Regions from separate parts of the Homo sapiens genome. Here region 2 is linked to region 1. The links are chromatin contacts, found by Hi-C or POLR2A ChIA-PET in ENCODE. All regions are on one chromosome and are shown on one strand. The core of a region is the stretch at or near the end of the contact, and the rest is flanking DNA. Distances in the headings are between cores, read along the strand shown.

Evidence for each region. Hi-C counts contacts between places; a loop is a spot of excess contacts on that map. ChIA-PET counts read pairs that join two places held with the same protein, here RNA polymerase II (POLR2A). Pooled maps may share reads with other maps.
Region 2: a loop to region 1 is called in a pooled map, with 1.9 times the contacts of the local background. The contact joins two enhancer-like sites. A Hi-C loop is called at or near these places in 1 of 37 single-sample maps with no recorded cell type and 2 of 50 pooled maps. POLR2A ChIA-PET finds 5 or more read pairs at or near these places in 1 of 52 experiments (OCI-LY7).

Annotation. Positions count from the first base shown.
Region 1 is chr16:23,861,328-23,868,510 of GRCh38, forward strand. The region is part of intron 2 of PRKCB (protein kinase C beta); the gene reads left to right. Among named protein-coding and RNA genes, the nearest start is that of PRKCB, 29 kb to the left of the region's middle. RefSeq lists an enhancer at 4,433-5,079. Within about 2 kb of position 2,529, at least 7 of the 41 ENCODE cell types and tissues checked have a DNase peak (open chromatin) inside an H3K27ac peak, as active enhancers do; they include OCI-LY7, where a contact is called at or near this core.
Region 2 is chr16:24,976,726-24,983,908 of GRCh38, forward strand. ARHGAP17 (Rho GTPase activating protein 17) reads right to left here. Exons shown (of 20, transcript NM_001006634.3): 2 at 2,241-2,280; 3 at 490-594. Among named protein-coding and RNA genes, the nearest start is that of ARHGAP17, 35 kb to the right of the region's middle. Within about 2 kb of position 3,531, at least 12 of the 41 ENCODE cell types and tissues checked have a DNase peak (open chromatin) inside an H3K27ac peak, as active enhancers do; they include OCI-LY7, where a contact is called at or near this core.

The DNA of each region.
Region 1 (7,183 bases), core at 1,279-3,778:
CTAGCTAATTATTTTATTTTTTATAGAAACAGGGTCTCACTGTGTTTCCCAGGCTGGTCTTGAATTTGGGCTCAAGCAATCCTCACACCTCCGCCTCCTAAAGTGCTGGGATTACAGGCATGAGCCACCATGCCTGACCTGCTTTGGTTCTTAAAAACAGAATATCTGGCGAGCCTAACAAGGAGGCTGGTGGTTCCAGGGTTGGTTTAATCAAAGACTTAACACTGTCATCAAGCGCCTCTCAGTTATTTGCTCTGCCATCCTCAAAATGTGATCAGTGTCTCCCTTCTTGGTCCCAGGAAGGCTGTGATAGCTCCCAGAATCACATACTCACAGGGCAAAGCAGGAAGGAAGGGGACATAGGACAAAGGATTTGTGTTTAAGTATTTCATGTCACATTTGCATGTGGTGCTTGGAGCTGTGGCAGCTATGTTTTGACCATGAGGGACAAGGTTGGCAAGCTGTAAATGGCAGTGTAAAAAGAGGGAGAGGATCTGTCTCCTTCACAATATCCTTGAGCCCCTGAATTCACTAATCTTGATATAGCTCTATCTCTTGAAATTTTGTTTTGTTAGATAATTCTCTTACTGCTTAAAACGTCTTAAGATGGGTTTTCTGTTCTTTCCAGTAGAATGCATTGTATCTCACACAATTTGAGGTTATTGCCTCAACCTACTCTGAATCATTGCTCCTCCCCCTTTTTTCCTGGTTGATTAGCTTCTCTTGAGATTGTGTCTTATCTTCCTGGTTTTTTGTATGTCGGGTAATTTTGGATTGTATCCTGGACACTGTAAGTGTTGTGCTGTGGAGACTCTGGATTCATTCGTATTTCTCTGAAAAGCATTGATGTTTTTGTTTTAGTAGGCCATTGACTTGGTTGGACAGTAGACTGTCTCTGGGACACCAGCTCAGATGTCAGTTCTGTTTTTTATTTTATCCTTGAGTCTTCTTTGGGACTGCCCCATGCATGCATGGTTCAAGAGTCAGCCAGACATTTGGGTGGGGTTTAGACACAGAATTTGGGGCTCTTCTCTCTTGGCTGTCTCTATTATGGAATTCCTTCCTCACTTTCCAGAAGCCGTGAGTGACCTGAAACCTGTCCTCTGGTTCTGTACACCAGAAAGACTTGAGGCTTCATGTTGAAGTTTTAGCTGACAGCAGCTTGCGTTCAGGGGAAAAGCTGTAAAATGACCATTCCCTTCTTCCAAGTTTCAACCTCTCTGCAGAATCTGCTTTCTTTTGTTCACTTTCGAGTAATTTCAGGAAAAAATTTTTTTTTCGTTGAGAGTTTTTACTTGTTACCTATGGAAAGGTTGGGTCTAGCTGAAGCTTGCTTGCCCATAACAGAAACGAGACTCTTTTCTGTCTAACACATGGGAAAACTAACGCCCAGAGAGGTGAAGTCATTTCCCCAATTGTCAGAGGCACTTGAGCCAGAGTGACTCCATCTTGAGTAAGGGCTAGGAAAATAAGACCGGGACTTGCTGGGCTGCATTCCCAGAAAGAAAGGTATTCCTAGCCTCTAGATGTCTACAGTTAAGGGAACAGATTGATAATGTTTACTAAACAGAGCCAGGCTTGGCAGTGTCCAGCTATCCCGATATCTTGAGAACAAAGGCATTCCTAATTTTGCTTTAAGGATAATAATATTGATTATTGCAAAACAGAGTAATTAAGAAAATTAATCCTTTATCACAAACCCTTGTAGCAGAACACATCTCTCCATGATTTTTAAAATCATATATATATGATTTATATATATGATTATATAATATATAACATATATGATCATATAATCATATATATGCATGTGTATGTGTATATATATACACATGCATATATATGTATATATGTGTATACATACATACGTATATATGTGTATATATACATACATATATATGTGTATATATATACATATATATACACATACACACACACACACACACACACACACACACGAATATTTTACCTAGGGTGGACGTGCTCCTTCTCTTACTTTTAGGAACCCCCTACTCTGTCTATGGAGTAACTGTTCTTTCACCACTTTACTTTCTTAATAAACTTGCTTTTGCTTTGCACTGTGGACTCACCCTGAATTCTTTCTTGTGCAAGATCCAAGAACCCTTTCTTGGGGTCTGGATCAGGACTCCTTTCCTGTAATACAATGTCACAGAGCTCTTAAGTGGCAGAGCTTGGGGCCAAACTTAGGCTGCTGCACCCGATGTCCCAGCTCCTCTGCCCTATCTAGCTGTGGATTTGTGCCTCGAAATAGAATTGCATTTTGAATGCAGTTTCATTTTCGTATGGAAAGTGTCTATCCTGTAAATGTAACTGTAGCAGCCCCAAAGCTGAGCTGGGCAGTTTTATGGCAGCCTGGAGTCAGTCTTGTCCGCTTCCAATCAGGGTTCCTGGACTGGCTCCTATATTAAAATTGGTATTAGTAGACAATGTTCCAGGCAGAGTTTTGGATAGAAACTATCCATCAGCACCAAGAATGTGCCTGATTTGGTAATCTTTTTACCAAAGTAAAAGTCAGTAGTAAGTTGTGGTTAAAAGAGAGGAAGTTCAGAGTTCAGTACGTTATTTCTCTCTCTCTCTCTCTTTGTTTAAATAAAAGAGGAAGTTACTGCTCTTATTTTTGTACCAGCCCGTCAGTAATGGGTACAGAGTAAAATCTTAGCTAAGCTGAGGTCAAACTTCAAAACTTAGTAATAAGGATCTCCCTTGTTCCTTTGTAGGGCGACTAACATGAAGGTTCTGACTCTTAACCCATAGAGCCACAAAAAATAGTCCTAGGAAAATCATATGATTTTATTTATTTTAGGAACAGAAATGGTCCCTTCCGAAGTAGAGGCATTTCTACTTCTTTCCTAAACACCATCTCTGCTCAGTGAGCTCTCCCACCCTCAGGTACTGTGTTTCAGGCTTATTGCTGTATTGCTAGAAGTATCCTCACCTTCGAGATTAAGAAAAGATATTTATTGCCGGGCACAGTGGCTCACGCCTGCAATCCCAGTCTTTTGGGAAGCTGAGACGGGAGGATCACTTGAGCCCAGGATCTTGAGACCAGCCAGGGCAGTATAGTGAGAACTCATCTTGAAAAGAAAAATTTATTGAGCTCCTACTGTATACTGGGGATACAGCAATAGGCAAGATAGCCCTTGCTCCTCATGTAACCTACAGATAATAAACAAGATTACAAACAAACAAAATAAGAGGTCGTTCTAGATTATGATAAGTGATGGAAAAGAAAAAACCTGTATCTACTTCTTATAGCAGAGACCTGCATTGGGAGTTGCTGTGATCAAACAGGAAACGGAAGGTGGAGTTTGCTTCTGTATCCCTCCATCCCTGAGTGGAGGCTGGGTGCTTCTCACGACCAGGGCCTCTGAGATTTCTTTTTTTGTTTTTTTTAAATTATTTTAGATTAAGGGAGTACATGTGCAGTTTCGTTACGTGGTTATGGAGCGTGATGCTAAGGTTAGGGTTTCTATTGGTCGCGCCACTCACATAGTGAACCTAGCATCTGATAGGTAGTTTTTTGACCCCCTTCCCCTATGCCCTCTCCCTCTTGGGGTCCCTAGTGTCGGTTGTTTCCATCTTTATGCCCCTGTGTACCCAATGTTTAGTTCCCACTTCGAAGTGAGAACATGTGGTATTTGGTTTTCTGTTTCTGCATTAATTTGCTTAGGATAATGGCCTCCAGCTGCATCCATGTTGCTGCAAAGGACACAATCCAAATAAGCACAATCAGAAATGACCAAGCTGACATTATGACTGATCCCACAGAAACACAGGAGATCCTCAGGGATGACTATGAACACCTCTATGCACACAAGTTAGAAAACCTAGAGGAAATGGGTAAATTTCCTTTGCACACAACCTCACAAGATTGAACGAGGAAGAAATAGAAATCAAGATTTATTTTCTGTTTTGTTTGTGTGTGTGTGTGTGTGTGTGTGTGTGTGGTTTTTTGTTTGTTTGTTTGTTTTTTGGACAGGATCTCATTCTGTCACTCAGACTGAGGTACAGTAGCACAATCACACCTCACTGCAACCCTGACCTCCTGGGCTCAGGTGATCCTCCCACCTCAGCCTCCAGGGCAGCTGGAACTACAGGCATGTACAACAATGCCCGGCATATATATATATATATATATATATATATATATATATATATATATATATATATGTGTGTGTGTGTGTGTGTGTGTGTGTGTGTGTGTGTGTGTGTGTGTGTGTGTATATGTATATTTAAATTTTTATATATAAATATATATCTATCTTTGTAGAAATGGGGTTTTGCCATGTTGTGCAGGCTGAAATTGAGATTTCCTAATGTAAGAAACAGAGCCCCAAGGGGCTCTTCTTGGGCTGGTCGCTGTATTTCATCAGGTGCCTCTGTGTTGGACACTTACTTCCCTCCATTGCATAGATTGGATCCTTTATGCTTAGCCTAGACTCTGCCCTTTGGGATGCAAGGAGCTGAGTGAAGGTTCTGGGAGAGTAGGCTTAAGCCCAGAAGAGGGAGGCCTCTCTCTGGATGTCATGCTAGAGCCTGCCTTTTAGTCTTTGTGTTTCCACTCTCCATCCTCCTCTTCTGGAGTTCAGAACCCCTTCCTGGTCAAATTGCCCCCGGGCTCTATGGGATCCTGTGGGATTCTATCCTTTGAGTCTACCCCACCCTTCAAGTACTTCCTGTCTTTTCACACCTAAGTGAAAGAAAGTAGGATAAGAACAGCAGTTGTTAACTTGATTGATTGTAAATTGCCTTCATTAGAAAATGTTAATTATCGCCCCTGGGAAGGGATTAATCCTTTAGGTCTCTAGGTTACTAGACTGGCAAAAGCCAAGTGTGCCTTGGTTGACTGTTTCTTTCTGAGAGTAAAGAGAAAACATCAGGGGAGGTAGAAACCTCAGTCATGGGGTAATCATTATGGCCATGTTTATCCCCATACACGTATCTTCTGCTGATTCTGGAGTCAGCTAGATTTTGTGACCCAGCATAGATGATATAGTGACATTGTCCTGCTGTGTTAAAAAATTTAAGTTCATAAGAAATGCATAAGTACAATCTCATCAGGATAAATTACACAACATAGATAAGATTGAAGACCTTTTAACTCTTTTGACGTCTCAATTTAGTCCCCTCTACCTTCCCCAGAAGCCTATTGTTTGTAAATTTGGTGTCTCTTATAGAACTCTGTAGCATTCCAAAGTCTGAACTTTCTCCCATGCATATGGCCACTTCCCTGTTGATGAACATTTAGATTCTTTTTTGGAGGGGTTGTGTCTATTACAAACAGCATGGCAATGAGCATCTTTCTACACATCTCATCAATATGCAAGTGTTTCTCGTGTTCCTCGGAAGTATAATGGCTTAGCCCTGGGGTATACACGATTCAGCTTTTAATAGGTTTTGCCAAATGTTCTCCAGAATAGCTGGACCACTGTATACTCCCACCAGCAGTGTGTGTTTCCGTCTCACTGCATCTTTCCCAGACCATGATATTATCAGGCCTTAACACTTTTGCCAATCTGATGGGAGAAAAATGGCATTTAATTTTAATGATCCTTTCCTGTCCCCTTCTCTTCTCTTCTCTTCCCTTCCCTTCCCCTTCCTTTCTTCCTTCCCTTCCTTCCCTTCCTTCCCTTCCTTCCCTTCCTTCCCTTCCTTCCTTCCTTCCTTCCTTCCTTCCTTCCTTCCTTCCTTCCTTCCTTCCTTCTCTCTCTCTCTCTTTCTTTCTTTCTCTTTCTTTCTTTCTCTTTCTTTCTTTCTTTTCTTTCTTCATTTCCTTTCCTTTCTTTCCTTTCTTACTTTCCGAGTCTCACTCTGTCGCCCAGGCTGGAATGCCGTGGCATGATCTCAGCTCACTGCAACCTCCGCCTCCCAGGTTCAAGCGATTCTCCTGCCTTAGCCTCCTTAGTAGCTGGGATTACTGCCACCTCACCTGGCTGATTTTTTTTGTATTTTTAGTAGAGACGGGGTTTCGCCATGTTGGCCAGGTGGGTCTTGAACTCCTGACCTCAGGTGATCCACCGGCCTCGGCCTCCCAAAGTGCTGGGATTACAGGCGTGAGCCGCTACTCCCAGCCACCTCTTCTTACTAGTGAGACTGAACATCTTTTTACATATTTATTGGACAATTGTATTTCATCTTCTATGAATGTCTCCCTCCCCACTTTTTTATAATTTCATATTGATTTGTAATAATTTTTATTTCAATCTACTAGACACTGATCCTTTGCTCGTTGTTTGTGTTTGTGTTGTCTATTTTCATCAAGTCCTGGGTCCTGTGTCACTTTAGTGCCATAAGGGAATGACAGACTCCCTTATTATTGGTTTAGCTCTTGAAGCCTAACAAAGTGTTTCCAAACAGTTCATTATTCCCACTTTAAGGATGTGAAGACTGAGGCTCAGGGTCACAACTTGTGCAATCTTGGGTAGACTTTGAATCTCTGAGCAGACTTAGAAGTAGACCAAACTGCTGTGAGCCACAGGGAGATTATTATTGCTAACTTTTCCCTGTTAGCCAAACACTTCTGCTTGGTCCCTCTAGAGAGAAGTCTTTAATTATTCATCTCTTTCCAAGTAATTGGCGACAAGTCCTGCAGCTGGGAGTTGGAATAAACTTGGTTGCTAAAAGCATCCATCACACATAAAACAGGGGAGATCTGGCTCCAAAGAATGGTAGATGTAGATCTTCCCCTACGGATTTGTTTTCTGAAGATCTCCTTATACACTGACCTCAGCCTTTTGCTGACCTATCCTTGTGAACTGAAGGCTGAAAAAACCAATGTAGCCATGGTCCACATCCATTTATCACTTTCAGAAATGGCCCCTGCACTTTATATTTCTTCAGGTCCTGCAAAAAATATTGAAAATCCTTTACAAATAGAGGCAAGGTCAGGCCATCCCTGTGGGATTTCCAGGGAGCAGTGCACTGACCCGTTTTGCAGAATGGGAAGCAAAAAATAAAACTCAGACTTAGACAGCTGGCATAAGCAAGGACTTCCCTATTCTGAGTGCCAAATGTCAATTTGAAATACTTGAACTTTTATTCTCTGGGACATGTACTGGCATTAGTAAGAATTTCTATTTATTGAGCATTTATTTGGGGCAGGCAGATGATAAGTTATACACATTAATTATCTTATTTGATTTTCACAATGACCTATCAGTTA
Region 2 (7,183 bases), core at 2,281-4,780, 1.1 Mb after region 1:
TCATGAGGATGCCTGTCTAGGGACAAAGCAGACACTGAGGGCACAGGAGAGAGAAGGAAAGAAACTGGGTTTTTCATTACATTACTAAAATGTTAGATAAACCCTGACCTCAAGTCCATCCCAACCTCTGGACTTTTCAGTTAGCAAACCAATACATTACTTCTACTTCAATGTCAATTTAAGACAGGCTTTCCGCTTTCTGCCAGCAAAAGATGCATAACCGACACAGCCATTCTCTTATCAATGACACATGATCGTGGAGCTTTTAAAAGCACCTGGAGAAGATTCCGTGTAAGGAGGGCTTCCAGCCCAGCGATGTCTTAAACACAAAAGAATGCTATGGTCACGCAGGTGTCATGAGCGTGCTTGGTGATAGAAGTCACCAAAGGCTGATCCACTGATGCCACTTAGGACAACCAACCAATCCAGGGGTTGAAAAGCCTCAGAGAGACGCAGGAACTGTGGGTCTGAGTCACATCTGATACTCACGTGTCTCCTCTCGGCATCGGTGCCATGCTGGCCCTGGAAACATGCCACCAAGCGCTTATGGGAATGGTGGCATATTGACCGCACCGTGTCCAGGCGTCTCTCAATCTGACAAGGCAGAGACAAAAGAGAACAAATTCATCCTCTTTCTTTTGTGGTGTCTGCATGCTGGTAGGAAAAGCATGGCTGAATCTACATGCAGGGAAAAGGGATGATCTTGGCTACACCTTGCTATCACACTGAGTGGCGCCAGTCAGTTTACACACTACAGCACCAGAAAAGCACCAGGTTGGACCAGGCAGAAATGAAAATGAATGATCCGGGCCCAGACCCACTGCCAACTGGAAAAAACCAGAGATGCCAAAGAGCTCTCTCCAGTTCATGGCAACTGAGCCTTCCACACAATGTACATCAGACAGAAGCAGCAAAATAAACGTTCCACAATTTAACTGCAAGATCTGTGTTTTCAAAATTATTCCTTATTGGGTTTGGGGTGTGTGTGTGTGTGTTTTAAATAAACCTCTAAAGCAGAATGGACAGTCAGCAATAAGAAACACTGACTTAGGGGACCCACGCATCATAAGCAGCTTCCCAAAATACTATTGCTAGAATATGGCTGTTTATGGCAAAGAGAGCCGCTTTTTACAGGAAGGAATGCCAAAAATGTGTATTCTGATGACTCATGAAGAATGAGAGCAGGCCCTTTGGGATGCTTTCTATTTTAAAGATAAATCAACAAATTCAAAACAGAATACATTTGACCCCAAACCATTTTACGCATCGAGATGGTCTGTGCCTCTTTCTCAAAAGGGCAGCGTTTCTTCAGATCCAAGCCCATAGCCCCAGGACTCAGGGCTGGCAGGCAATGGGAGATTTAGGAGCAGATTCCACATTACCTTCCCCAAATCTTGCAATGACCAGATTTTCAAACATTAGAAAACTAATCCACATTCATTTGCCACCAGAGAAAAGCAAAAAATGAACAAATTCCATGATTTAATTTTGATTCCAATTTCCACTAGAATGTAAACTCCACAAGGACAGAAGCCTGGATCTGTTTTGTTCACTGATTTCTCCCAGTGCCTGGGACGTTATCTTTCACAGAAACAGAAGGTGCTCATTTAATATTCGTTGAGAGGGCCCATGTCTACTGAGTTCCTGTGCAAGGTATTCAAGAATCAACAGCAAATAAATGCTGGTTCTGCCCCGCTGGGATGCACAGCCCCCTGGGGAAATGCCACACAACTGCTCTAACAGAGACTGAAAAAAAGGCAGAAGAACACAGGGCAAATCAAGGGATGTTTCACGTCAGAAACAGACAGTCTCTGTGGCTTGCAGTGGCAGTAATAATAATAGATCACTAATATCTAGCACTTACCACGTGCCAGGCTCCGTTCCCAGTGCTGTTCCTGCTTAACTCATTAAACCCTCCTAACAACCTGTGAGGTGGATAAGGCCTTTCCCTCAGTTTAGAGAAGTGGAAACTGAGGCGCAGGGAAGTTCAGTAAATCCCTGAGGCCACAAAGCTAACCAGCGCAGACGTGAGATTCGAACCCAGGTAGCTGGGTTTCAGATCCCCTTTTCATCATCATGCAACAAAACTGTTTTCTTTCCTGCTCAAAATCACACTAATTAATTTTATTCTGTTTCTGGTTAAAAAAAAAAAAAAAAAAAGCCCACAGGCCTCAATTCTCACATAGGAATTTTTTTCCATCCTTTAAACAGATCATTTAAAGGAGACTATATTTTGTTACCTGTAATAGATCTTCACTAAGGACTTCTGTTTTCTCAGCTCTGTGGGAAAAATTAAAAATTCAGAGTTAGAAATCCAAAAATGAAAGGCAACTCCTAAAATTTAATAATTATTAGCCTGGAGTTTAAAGCAAAACAGGCAGAAATAAATTTAGAAGGGTTGGCAGGGGCAGTTTACCAATTTTTACATCAGAGAGCAATTTAAGCAAAACCAAAGAAAAATAACTAAGCAAAACTTTGTGGGGAATAGCAGCCCAAAACAAGAACAAATGATCCTGAGTAGTGGTTCTCAAATTTGAGCAGGCACAGAATCACCAAGGGCAGCAGGTGCTGATATAAAATGCCATTTCCCAGGTCCCTCTGGATATTCTATTCTAATTCAATAGACCCTGCATTTTTAACAGCCACTCCTTGCTCAGAATTCCATTGCAGGAGGTCTAGAGACATGGCTTTGAGAAAACACTGTTCTACAGAAGCTTAAACTTCAGTTCACAACCAGAAACGTTATGCAAAGATGCAAGCCTAGACCACCACACACAATAACAATTAGTTCCTCCTTCAAATTTCCTCTCCATCCTTACTTTGAAAAGAAACTAAGTGTTTCCACAACTTTCTCTGCTATGCTTTGAACTACTACTAATTTCATCAACCCTTCCATTAAACCAACACGGTGGCCAGCAATCAGAAGGGGGCATTCCGAGCTGGCGGAGTCTCAACTGTCAGACCATAATAATTTTTATTTTATTATTATTATTATTATTATTTGAGACAGAGTCTCATTCTGTTGCCCAGACTGGACTGCAGTGGTGTGATCTCAGCTCACTGCAACCTCCACCTCCCGGATTCAAGCGATTCTCGTGCCTTAGCCTCCCGAGTAGCTGGAATTATAGGCACGTGCCACTTCGCCCAGCTAATTTTTGTATTTTTAGAAGAGACAGGGTTTTGCCATGTTGGCCAGGCTGGTCCCGAACTCCTGACCTCAAGTAATCCGCCCACCTTGGCCTCCCAAAGTGCTGGGATTACATGCGTGAGCCACCGCGCCTGGCGTGAAGGAAATTTTTAAAAGAGAAAGAAAAAGTATGTTTCAGCTCTGAACAGTGAAGGGAGTCAGGGGAAGGCTGTCAATGAACCGGAAATTCAGAACAGGGATTGTATGATCTTGGCCGGGAACCAATGCAAGAGCAGGAAAAGCTCTTGGGCCAGAAAGTAAATGAGACCCCTAGAATGACCTCGAAATGCTGCTAAGCTCAGAGTAGTGCCAACTGTGGGCAAGGGAAAGAAGCGCACAGCTCCTCCAGTCTACACTTAAGGCAATGGCACGTTAGCCAGAACAGGGCATTGCCATGGGGGATTCTAACACTTGTCATCATGGCACTGTCCCAGTCAACCTGGAGATGCCTACAGGGTGGCTCACTCACCAGTTTCTGCAGGAAACTGGAATGCTGACCTGACTCAAATACTTCCCAGGGCCAGAGGATCAGGGCCTAGAGACAAAGCCAAGGCCCCAGCTTCCAGAGGCAGCCAATTTTCAACTCTATGAAAAGGTTCCACCAGCAACAGGCCAACATATGCTACCCTAGACCTTGCTTGGCAAGCAAGGTGCCAGGCATTGCTGAAGAGCCAAACACAGGTAGTCATACCAGTTAGGGAAGGGAAGCAGGGCCCCAGCTGACCATGAGGTCAAAGAACCAGACTCAAAAAGAAACCTGACAGTCAGCCTAGCAAGAACACACCTGGCATGAGATCGTCATAGTTTCACCATTAGACGCCCCCATTCCTCTCGCCAATGCCTCATCCCTCCTTTAGCAAAATGCCACCAGGGAATGGGTAACTTTTGCCTTTCTTCCCTAGCCAAAACCCCCAAATCTGGACAGGGCCCTGTATACCTCTCACAGAATCCACCTCAACTCTAAAATGACTTCCTTCTGTAAGTACGAGTATACACAGAGAAGTCTCAAGGCCTATTAAAATTTTCACAAGTTCAAAAAAAGAGATTCAACCTGAGAATCAGAACAAATATGTCCTTTTTCAGAGCAAATTATTTTTTAAAAAATAACAGAAGAAGAGAAGAACTTGCTCTACAATCCCAATGTGGGCTATAAGCAGATGTGGGAAAGTTAGTAATAGCTCAGAGGTATGCTAGAGCCAACTCAGACCAACCAACCATGTGCATCTTCTCCCAACTCCTTGCTCAGTAACCTCACACTGGTACTTGAAATCAAAAACATAAACAACTGCAAACAATTCAAATAGGAGCTTGGCAGTTGTTAAACAGTTATGAGCACAGTGCTGCAACAGCCACAAAGAAAATAAAGCAAACATAAAAACGAGGCAAGTATTAACTTCAGGAAAAACAAAAAGTCCACTGGAAACATAAAGATAGTCATAGTAACTAGTATGCTCAGCTGCAAATAATTGATTGGACATAATATAAATATCAAATAGTAATACAATGAAAAATTATAACTGTATTGAAAGGATGGGGGGAGCAGAAGCAGAGGGAAAGGGCCCTAAACCCTCATTTATCAGAACAGAAAGTCAACAGACAGTAACTAATTTGATAACCCAAACGATAGTTTACACATATTACTTATAATTATGAATATGAATAAATGTCACAATAAACTGTTAATATTTCAAAGTAGTTGCTTCTGGAGTTGGGAAATCTCAGAGAGTAGGGAGTGAACCCACCGTATTTTGTGGTAAGTCTTTTACTATATTATTTGACTTTTTAAACTACATGAATCACAGTTTTGAGGTTTTTTAAAAATAGCATGTTACTTACACTTTTAAGTAGCATGCTTGATTGATATGGCCAGGGGTGAAGTGTGCCTAACTTAAAGAATTGGTCCAATGTCAAGCTCTACAAATGCACAACAGAAAACATACCTCAGAGTATCTAAAATGTAAAGAAAATCAGTGTATTTCCAGCCATTTTTTTCAAATTAACTGGACCCTCTGCTTTAGAGGTACTTTACATGAAAAGGTCTGGAGGCTGAAAACTATATTGAATATATTATATGAAAATGTTAATGTACTGTTTAAAAAGAAATTTCCCCTTTGTTTCCTGTGTTTGTGGAGGCTATATATATATTACATTAATAAAATCAATTTTAGATTTGCAGGCTTAGATTTTTTTTTTTTAAATCAATTTTAGAGGTTGGGGGTGGTGGCTCACGCCTATAATCCCAGCACTTTGGGAAGCCAAGGTGGGTGGATCACTTGAGGTCAGAAGTTCAAGACCAGCCTGGTCAACATGGCAAAACCTCATCTCTACTAAAAATACAAAAATTAGCCAGATGTGGTGCCACACACCTGTAGTCCCAGCTACCTGGGAGGTTGAGGCACGAGAATTGCTTGAACCTGGGAGGCGGAGGTTGCAGTGAGCCAAGATCGTGCCACTGCACTCCAGACTAGGCAACAGAGCAAGACTCTGTCTCAAAAAAACAAAAAAAAAATGTGTAGAAAAAAATCCAAACCCAACTAGAGATTAAAAGTGATCTATAATTGGGAAGAATTACTTTTAAGTGACAAATCATGACTATGGAGTATAATACACAAACTGGAATGGCTCCCTCACACAAAGATTCTTTGCTGGCCTGTGGACTCTCCATCTTAATTTTCAGGCCTTGGTACTGTCTCCATCTATTCCAATAATGTGGTCCAAATGACCTGATCTCCCTCATCACTGTGACTGGTCCAAGCCTTGGTGCTTCCTATCGTGAACTGTTTTGCAGTGTTCACCTTTACCAGAGATATGGAAAGTCCAGCAATTATTCCACTATCGGCCAAGGTGCCCATTCAATAGGCCATTCAATAGGCCATGTACGTAGGCCACAGAAATGTGCTGGTTTTTTCTGAGAAGTGTTATCTTTGGTTGAGTTTTTGTAATTTATTAAAGCAAGGCAGGGGGCAAGAGACTGAATTCGTCAAGACATCTATAGACAAAAAAAAAACAGTAGACAAAGTGATCCAATCATAAAAAATAATACTTGATAAATCATATATATATATATATATATATATATATATATTTTTTTTTTTTTTTTTTTTTTTTTTGAGACAGGGTCTCGTTCTGTCACCCAGGCTGGAGTGCAGTGCCACAATCTCAGATCACTGCAATCTCTGCTTCTTGGGCTCTAGTGATACTCCCACCTCAGCCTACCAGGTAGCTGAGACTACAGGCATACACCACCACGCTCAGCTAATTTTTCTATTTTTAGTAGAGACAGGGTTTCACCATGTTGGCCAGGCTGGTCTCAAATTCCTGAGCTCAAGCGATCTGGCTGCCTTGGTCTCCCAGAGTGCTGGGATTATAGGCATGAGCCACCGTACGCGGCCAGATTTTTTTTTTTTTAAGACAAGGTTTTGCTCTACCTCCCATGCTGAGTGCAGTGGCCTGATCACAGCTCACAGCAGCCTTGAACTCCTAGGTTCAAGCTATCCTCCCACCTCAGCCTTCCAAGTAGCTGGGACGAGAGATGCGCACCATCATGCCCAGGTAATTTTTAAAATTTTTTTTATAGAGATGGATTCTCACTACATTGCCCAGGCTGGTCTCAAACTCCTGAGCTCAAGCCATCCTCCCGCCTCCAACTCCCAAAGTGCTAGGCGTGAGCCACTGCGCCCAGCCTAGATTGTTTTGAATCAGACATTTTGCTCCATGTTCCTAAACTTTTTGTATATGGGTTTTTTCTGCTTTGTCAGAGCCTTCTTTGTGTCCAACGTTCTGGGCTTGAAAACACACTTGAATGTTTCCTGTCTGCAACTGGAAAAACAATACGAATCAGGAAGGAACTTCCCACTCGCCATTTTACTCTGGGGTTTGTTTTTTCCTATGAAGCTATTCTGCAATTTTACTAGTCACTCAAGCAAGGCTGATACCAGGCAGGATCTTTAATTTACTTTTTGGTAAAGCACAGATTTTCTCCTCGTAATTCTCAAA